Regions from separate parts of the Homo sapiens genome. Here region 1 is linked to region 2. A link is a loop called in an ENCODE intact Hi-C map of the cell type or tissue named here. Cell type or tissue: adrenal gland. All regions are shown on one strand. Region 1 has its middle 140 kb from the start of SGIP1. Region 2 overlaps PDE4B (phosphodiesterase 4B).

Region 1 (4,000 bases), 62 kb after region 2:
TATACATCGTAATGCTATATTTAGGTTTAAATTTATTAAAAGCTGTATAATAAATATTTAATAAATAAATACTTGAGCATGCAAATACATACTACAGGAAAAAAGAAAAATTATCCCTGACATATTAACTTTTTCTCAGAGCTAAGCTTTTGATTGGCTTTTTTTTTACACTTTTTCATGTTATGTTGTCCAGATTTTCTACAATTAGAATACATTATTTTATAATCAGGAAAAAAATTAATTAAAAATTTTTAAGGCTTGATCACCAGCTCATAGGATATCGACTCTAGAAAAGAACATTAACAAAAACCTGACCTGCCTTCTCATTTTTCCCATAAAGAAACCAGAGAATCAGAAAGCTAGATGGTTGGCGAAGGCCAAATGCTATTTGCAAGCAGAGTAAATGTGCCTCCCCAAATGTGCAGCCAAATAGGCCTCCCCAAGATAGCCTATTTCAAAGGATCCCTTTACAGGCACCCAGAGGGAGAAGCCACCAGCCCCCAGTGTTCTTGGGGACACGGCAGGCTAAGGGTAGTTTTCCAACTCATCTCAAGTTCTGGCCATTCTTGTTGAAAAGTTAAGACCAGAAAGTAGAGCTATGACCAGGCCTTAGTCCTGCTGCCCAAGAGACCAACCCGCGCCTGCATAGACCTCTGAGCAGATTCTGAGTTCCTTTCAATCTGGAAGGCTGCATGCCTATTTGAGAGGTGAAGGAATTGAGGGAATCTGCAAATTCTACCCACCTCACATCCAAATACACCATGGTTTTCCACTCCTGCCCTAACACTCAGATCTCCTTTATCTAAAAGTAGGTGTCAGTAGTAGTAGCAGTGGTGCTGGGGTCATTCCATAGATTACAATGTGAACGGTAGAGTTGTGGCAGATGGTGGCCTTGGTCTGGGAGGACTTGAAGGAGTCTGCCATTGAAAAAGGGCAGAAATGTACAGGCGTGCCAAGCAAAAAGAACCATGTGCAAAGGCCCAGGGCTTTGATACCGTGTGATGAGAAGTTCAGCAACGTAGGGTGTGGGGGCAGGAAGGATTGACATCTGATGTGGCTGGATTGTGAAAGGCCTTGAAGACTATGCGAGGGAGGACTATGGGAAGTCAACAGCAGGGTGTGGGAAATGGAAGGGAGTGGCAGGTGGGAACAGCGGGGGCTAGGCCCTGACAGAGGAGGAGCCATGTACCAATAGGGGATTGGGCAAACTGGACCAGCAGATAAATGGAAGTACATCCCTGATGGACTGCAGCCAAATTCAGCCAACAGCCCCAGCTCCAGGCTCAGGCCAGCCTGGACATAGTGCAGGAGGATCTAACTGGCCAGGGCCATCTCCCCTGCCCCAGCTGCATATTCCCCTCATGTGGCTCAGAGTGGACAGCTAATAGGGGATCTGTGTTTCAGAAGAAAAGGATGAAACAAGGCCATACCAAAAGAGGAAGCAGCAGAACTTTGCTCAAAAGAGTTATCAGCTGCAGGGAGTCTCCAGAAATGCTGAAAGGAGGCCTGGACAACAACTGCTTGACTGAGCACAGCCAGCTCTGTTCATGGATGACAGACATGCTTCGGTGGCCAGTGAGCTTAGAAGACAGAGGCCTGTGTTCACGTCCCAGCTCTGCCACATCTATAGTGATGGGCAAGTCATTTATCCTCTCCAACTCTCAGTGTTCTCCACTTTCCCTGTCAAAAGGGCATAATAATGGTCTCTATTTCATATGGCTATTGAGACAATAAAACAATTTATTGCATAGAACATTAATAATTCTGAAGGATTGTTGTTAACTTTTTAATCTTCTTCTTTCATCTTCCGGGGACCCAGATCCATTATTTGTATTTGTATTCCAAGAGAAGAGGAACGGGTATGTGAACAGCCACATATTGGGTCACTTTACATGAACTACCCTCTGAATTCTCCCATGGGCCCCACAAGAAGGGCATTAAGATCTCTCACGGGCAGAGAAGTTGAAATTCAGAGAAGCAAAATCACCTATGTAATATCCCAAGCTAATTTAAGGCAAACAAGTAATTCTGTCTACCCCCAAACTCCTGCCTGTCCACCAACCAGACTGCCTTCCCCAGCTCAAATCTCCACAACCTGTTAGTGCCACCTGCCCCTGTACACCTGCTGCCACGGGAACAAGGGTCCCATCCCCTCAGGCCTCACGCGGACCGGGAACATGGCCTTTGTTTTACTGGCAAAGCTGACCCAGGCCAGGACACAGCCAGATCCACCATCCCTGGGCTCGGGACTATTGTGGGTCACAGATATCCCTTTGACAGTGAGATGTCACACCTGGAACCCACTACCTAGCAAAACATAAGAATTTGGAGTAAAACACCATTTTTAAAAATCTACATGTGCCTTTATCCCACAGGGAGTTCCTGAGGCTTCAGGGAGACTTTCAGGGGTCCAGAGAACCCAGAGGGATAAGGGGCTGGGAGTAATTTTAATGGTGTAGGATCTCATAGGATGGAGTGAAGTGGAGAGTTGCGGGAGGCATTTTTACACTGCTTATCCCACAACACTCTCTAATATGGTTTAGCCCTTTCACCACACAAAGTAAGAAGCTGACGGTTAGACACACAGGGGAGAGGCTGCTTCATATGGCAGAAAGAGCTGGGACTGCCAGTCCATGAGATGTTTGTTACAGTTCTCATTTCTTTACTTATTTTGCTGGGTGATCTTGGGCAAGTGGCCTAGCTGCTGTTACAACACAACCACAATGATAACTGCCATTCATTGGGTGCTTCCCAAGGGCTAGGCCTTGTCCTAGCCTCTGAACGTTTATTATTGCATTTCCTCTTCACAATAACCATAGGAGGTAGCCATGATTTTCTCCCTTTCGTGGATGAGGGTTGAAGCATGCTGCAGACTCAAAGCCCCTCCCCAGGGCTCTACATCTACCGTAAGGCCACCTTGGGCAGACACTTCTCCTTTATAGAGCAGGGAGCCTCTGACAATGCAAACGTCAATGTCAGATAATTTTTTTTCTTTTAACAATCGTCACTCTGGATGATGCTGGGGTGGTGTGTGTGTGAGGAGTGTTTCCTAGAGAGACATTCATGACAGTTCTTAAGGTCAGGGGCGGTATGGCTGGAGCCACATTTGTGAAATTTAATCACCAAGATTCCCCTTCTTTCAAAAGAGTAGAGCTCCTTCTTCTCCTTTCCAGGCTCTCTGTTTCCGGAGCTTTGGGCTTTACTCTCTAAGAGTTTCAGATGTGTTGAAACTCTGTAGAATTCAGGGGAAATCTTGCTGGGTCAGAGCCTGCACAGTTATCCCTCTGGGAGTTTCCAGCTTTGTGTGGGCTCAATGTCAACAATTTTTGTTCGAGAAGCTCTAGAGCTGGCCAAAGGCCAAAGTTACCCTGGCCAGGTTGTTGGTGAGAAAACTTAAAGGTTATACTTCTATAAGAAGAAAGAGAAATTGTCTTAGCCACAGGCAAATGACAAATGTGTACAAGGGTTTTACATTTGCCATCTCATTCAGCTTCCACACGGGAGACAGGGGATAGTATCCCCATTTTAAAGAAGAGAGAATTGAATTGGCCAAGGTCACCCAGATAATAGTAGAATTGGGAGAGATTTTTCTTTTCAAAACCAGCTCTTCATTGCCCATCGTTCCTTGCTAATTCTCCAGCTGAGACACAGGATCATGTTGCAGTATAAGAACATACCAGACTAGCTGGGATTAAATTTTGGCCTGACTGTGGGCTAGTTACTTAATCATTCTGAATCTCAGTTCCTCATGCATGAAATGAGGCTGAAATTACCAGTATTTGCTTCACAGGGCTCTTGTGAGTTTTCAATGGGTTAATATGGGGGAAATCTTAGAACAATGTACATGACATAGTGTCAGCTATTTTAATCATATAACTTGATTTAAGAAATGCACTGTTGTTTTAGCAGGTATATAGTGTACACTAGGGGAAGGAAAATAATTCTCAGACAACAAATCAGACTCTGTGCCGGGTGGGTGCTTCAGACTCATAACTCATTT
Region 2 (4,000 bases):
GCAGCTGGGAAGTGGTTGGACTTTTTCCTTTATTAGAGGCAGGGAATGAGAATGGGAGGGTTCTGTCTCTTCAGAAAAGGCTTCCTTGGAAGAAGTGCTCTTCTGGAAGCAAACAGAGGAGGCAAGGGGTTGTTTCGGACACACTAGAGAGTAAGTCAGAGAATCTTCGTGTTGAGGCAGCATTGCAAAATTGAAGATGAAGAAAGGAAGGAAGGTATGTGTAAGTCTGGCTTGAAATGAGTTTTATTAAAAACACCTCAATTCTTGTCTGCACATTTTTGAAGAGTGTGAAAAAAAAATGGAGGAAGTTACCTCCAGTGGTTTTGTGGCTTTTTAAGCATGACATACAGGATATTGAATTTAACCCCTGTTTATCTTGAAGTGTATGAATATTTCGGGGATAAACAAAGCAACTATTCTTTGAAATATGCGTCTGTGGCCAAGTGATTCCAGTTACTTGGAATCACAGTTCTGTTGATTCTCTTTTCTGCTTCAAGTATTTGCACACCACAGACATAAGATTATTCATATAATAATTTTTAAAAACCATGTGGTCTTGCTAGAATTTCTGTATAAATGTATAAAAATGTCTTTTAAATATGGCAGGAATGTTATATTAGAACTCCATGTGAGATTTTACATTTTATTAGTGCCTATTGTGTGTTTGTATTTCAGAAATCTTGGTAGAGTTTATAAATGCTATTTCTCTCAAAAACAGTCGTGTATATAGGAGAGTCCAAGTGCTTTTTACAACTCTCTGTAGCTTCATTAATTCATCTAGCATTTATAAAGTTATTTCAGTGCTTATTAAGATAGATTTCTTAAGCCAGTAACCTGAAGTATTTGTTTAGATTCACAAACTTTTGGATATAAAATGACATGTTAAGGATATGTAAAAAGAATTTTAATTATCTAGCAAAAAAATGTGATTTTCACAACAATATTTTTTGTGTGAAATACCAACAATATTTCCAGAAAGTCTAGAGTCTTAGGGCAACAAATTGGAGCCCCCAGCTTTAATCAAAATAAAAATCTGCAGAGTGTTCACATCTGGCTCCACCTGAAAGTCCGGTTCAGAATTTCCCTGTGATCCTGGCACTTGCAGAAGGGAAGTTTTAGCTTTGTTTAGTATAACAAGAGCTGCAGGACTCCCAGGCCAATAAACGTGTTCACGTAAAACTCCAGACAGCTTCTTTTAGACTGGAGTCTTATCAGGGAGACCTCATTTTCCCTCTAATTAAAGGAAAGATTTAAGGGAGAGAAAGGAATAGCCTATGCCTCTTACTTGTGCGGGTCAGTGTTCGCTGAATTAGAAGTTATTCCAACATGAACACAATCCTCAGGATGAATGACTGCCTAGACTTTGAACGTAATGGTCAACCAGTTTTCACCCGAATTTTGACTGTTTCATTTAGAAGAAAAGCAAAATGAGAAAAAGCTTTCCTCATTTCTCCTTGAGATGGCAAAGCACTCAGAAATGACATCACATACCCTAAAGAACCCTGGGATGACTAAGGCAGAGAGAGTCTGAGAAAACTCTTTGGTGCTTCTGCCTTTAGTTTTAGGACACATTTATGCAGATGAGCTTATAAGAGACCGTTCCCTCCGCCTTCTTCCTCAGAGGAAGTTTCTTGGTAGATCACCGACACCTCATCCAGGCGGGGGGTTGGGGGGAAACTTGGCACCAGCCATCCCAGGCAGAGCACCACTGTGATTTGTTCTCCTGGTGGAGAGAGCTGGAAGGAAGGAGCCAGCGTGCAAATAATGAAGGAGCACGGGGGCACCTTCAGTAGCACCGGAATCAGCGGTGGTAGCGGTGACTCTGCTATGGACAGCCTGCAGCCGCTCCAGCCTAACTACATGCCTGTGTGTTTGTTTGCAGAAGAATCTTATCAAAAATTAGCAATGGAAACGCTGGAGGAATTAGACTGGTGTTTAGACCAGCTAGAGACCATACAGACCTACCGGTCTGTCAGTGAGATGGCTTCTAACAAGGTAAGAGATGATCTTTTTATTCATTAAAGTGTGATCATGCAGGGAGCTCCAGCTCCCCTCACCCCTGTCTGCAGCAGAGTGCACCAGGGAATGCTACCAACTCTAAGAATATGTTTGTTGCTTTGTCTAGAAGATTCTCTTCCAAAGTGTCACACTCTACTTGTGTCTTGATGCTACAGCAAAAGTTTAAAATCCTCAGTACGCTTCAATTTCCAGAAACAAAACTTCTCTCTTACTGATGCAGTTTGGAATAGGTTTAAGGTGAGAGATGTCTGTCTGTAAAGCTTCCAAATCAATATAACATTGAAAGTGCTTTAAAATTTTTTTACAATTATCAGGAAGCTAAAATCTGAGTTAGTCTTGTTGCATTGCAATCAGGTGTCACATATTTATTTTTAAACAAGAAAGTAGTTTAACCTTCATATATCAATGGGAAAGAATGGTCTGTGTTGAAGTTTGATAAATTCCCTCTAAAAAGAAGGATATCCTGGGATTTTCTAAGATTTCTTTTGCGATGCTGGCATGACCTAAGATAAAAAAGAAACAATATGCTTTGTCTCCAAAACCAGAGGTTTTCTTTAAGTTTGCTGATTTTCATAGTGAAATCATTTGAAATTGCTTCATGCATACTGCCCCCAAAATGGTTTTATTTACAATCCCCAGACAAAGCTTAATGTTGAAGAGCCTTAATTATCTATCATTATATCATTTGTTTAATTAACACCTGGACTTAGAATGCTAATTTATGTAGTGAGAGTTGTTGCTTTTTGTTTGTATTTTTACCTTGGAGAATATTATATTAAATACATATTGCTATAAAGTTATACAAAGTTATATATGTGTGTGTACACACACACACACACACATACACTTTGTTAAAAAGCCTTACACCATACCCTCATAGGTGCACATTTCAGAGTCCCAGTCATTCTAGCCTGAAGTATCATCTTGTTGTCTACGTTTCTGGGGCTGAGAAGATATTTTGCTCCACACCTGCCAGCATGCCCTTTCCAGCCCTGAGGTGCACCAGTGAGTGTGTGTCCCTTCTCCAGCTTTCCTGGGGTAAAAGTACCACCTTTGGATCAAGGCTTGCTGGCTGCGGCTCAGAGGATCTGCGCAGAGGAAGCAGTGTGTCCTCAGGAGATCCTGAAGGAGGGGAGGGGGGACTCTTCCTACTTGGAACTCTTTGTTTATTGGTTAATGAAAGGGCAAAAATAAGTCCCTTTCTAAAATTTTAGTTTAGAGTTTAAGTTGGAAGGGAAAAAAAAAGAAAAGAACACATTTGAGGATTAACTATTTATTGACTTTTCTCTGAAGTTCTCAATTGAAGGTTAAACTCAGGGATTTTCCAGGCTGGGGTAAAACTCAACCAACTGCTTCCCCATGAGGAGGGCTTTGCTGTGTAACTTCTCCAAATCACACTGGGACTCCATGTAGAAGGACTTTCACAAGGCTTGAGCCTACTTTGGAGCATTAGCAGACACTCTGTTCCCTGTATTTTGTGGTAATTGACGGCTATGCAAGATGTAGATCCAACATTTATGGGGTAGTTTTTCAACAGCTTTCACCATAGAGAACATGGCAAACTTCAATAGTCACCAAAATATACTAACTAGAGTCACCAAGATAAAGCAGGCAATTAACTCCAAGAAGAGAAAAAGAGTACCCCCTGAGAAACTACAAATTGCCATTAATTTTCATTTTGAGTGTCAATATGCTGTAGTATTCTAATCCCATTCATGCCTAGAGTGCTGGAATTAGACATTGACTGTCTTGCAAATTTATTAAAAATAATCTTATTCAGCATAGTAGTTAGTAAGGCTCTGAGACCAGGCACTCTGTAGACACGGGTGAGGATTCCAATCCCTCAGGCTTCCGCTCCTCCTTTATGGTGTTGTGTGCAGGAAGCAATGAAAGTTGAATAGAGCTAACCCTAACAAAAGGGCTAACCTTCAATGCTGACACAGTTAGCTTAAGTAAAAAGCATGCAGCCTCAGTCATTTTC

The links. Hi-C counts contacts between places; a loop is a spot of excess contacts. Peaks named below come from ENCODE experiments on the same cell type or tissue, not always from the same donor. Only the 100,000 strongest peaks of a DNase experiment are listed, where the experiment ranks them.
Region 1: a loop joins it to region 2, with 3.0 times the contacts of the local background. A loop is called at or near these places in 8 of 110 quality-filtered maps.

The regions. Positions count from the first base shown.
Region 1 is chr1:66,392,645-66,396,644 of GRCh38, forward strand. No RefSeq gene overlaps it. Among named protein-coding and RNA genes, the nearest start is that of SGIP1, 140 kb to the right of the region's middle. In adrenal gland, no CTCF peak of the experiment used is centred here; no DNase peak of the experiment used is centred here; H3K27ac peaks cover 1,120 bases.
Region 2 is chr1:66,330,626-66,334,625 of GRCh38, forward strand. It overlaps PDE4B (phosphodiesterase 4B), which reads left to right. Exons shown (of 17, transcript NM_002600.4): 8 at 1,883-1,995. Among named protein-coding and RNA genes, the nearest start is that of SGIP1, 200 kb to the right of the region's middle. RefSeq lists enhancers at 2,888-2,947, 2,978-3,027. In adrenal gland, a CTCF peak has its summit at 1,740; a DNase peak (open chromatin) is centred at 1,758; H3K4me3 peaks cover 3,000 bases; H3K27ac peaks cover 2,501 bases.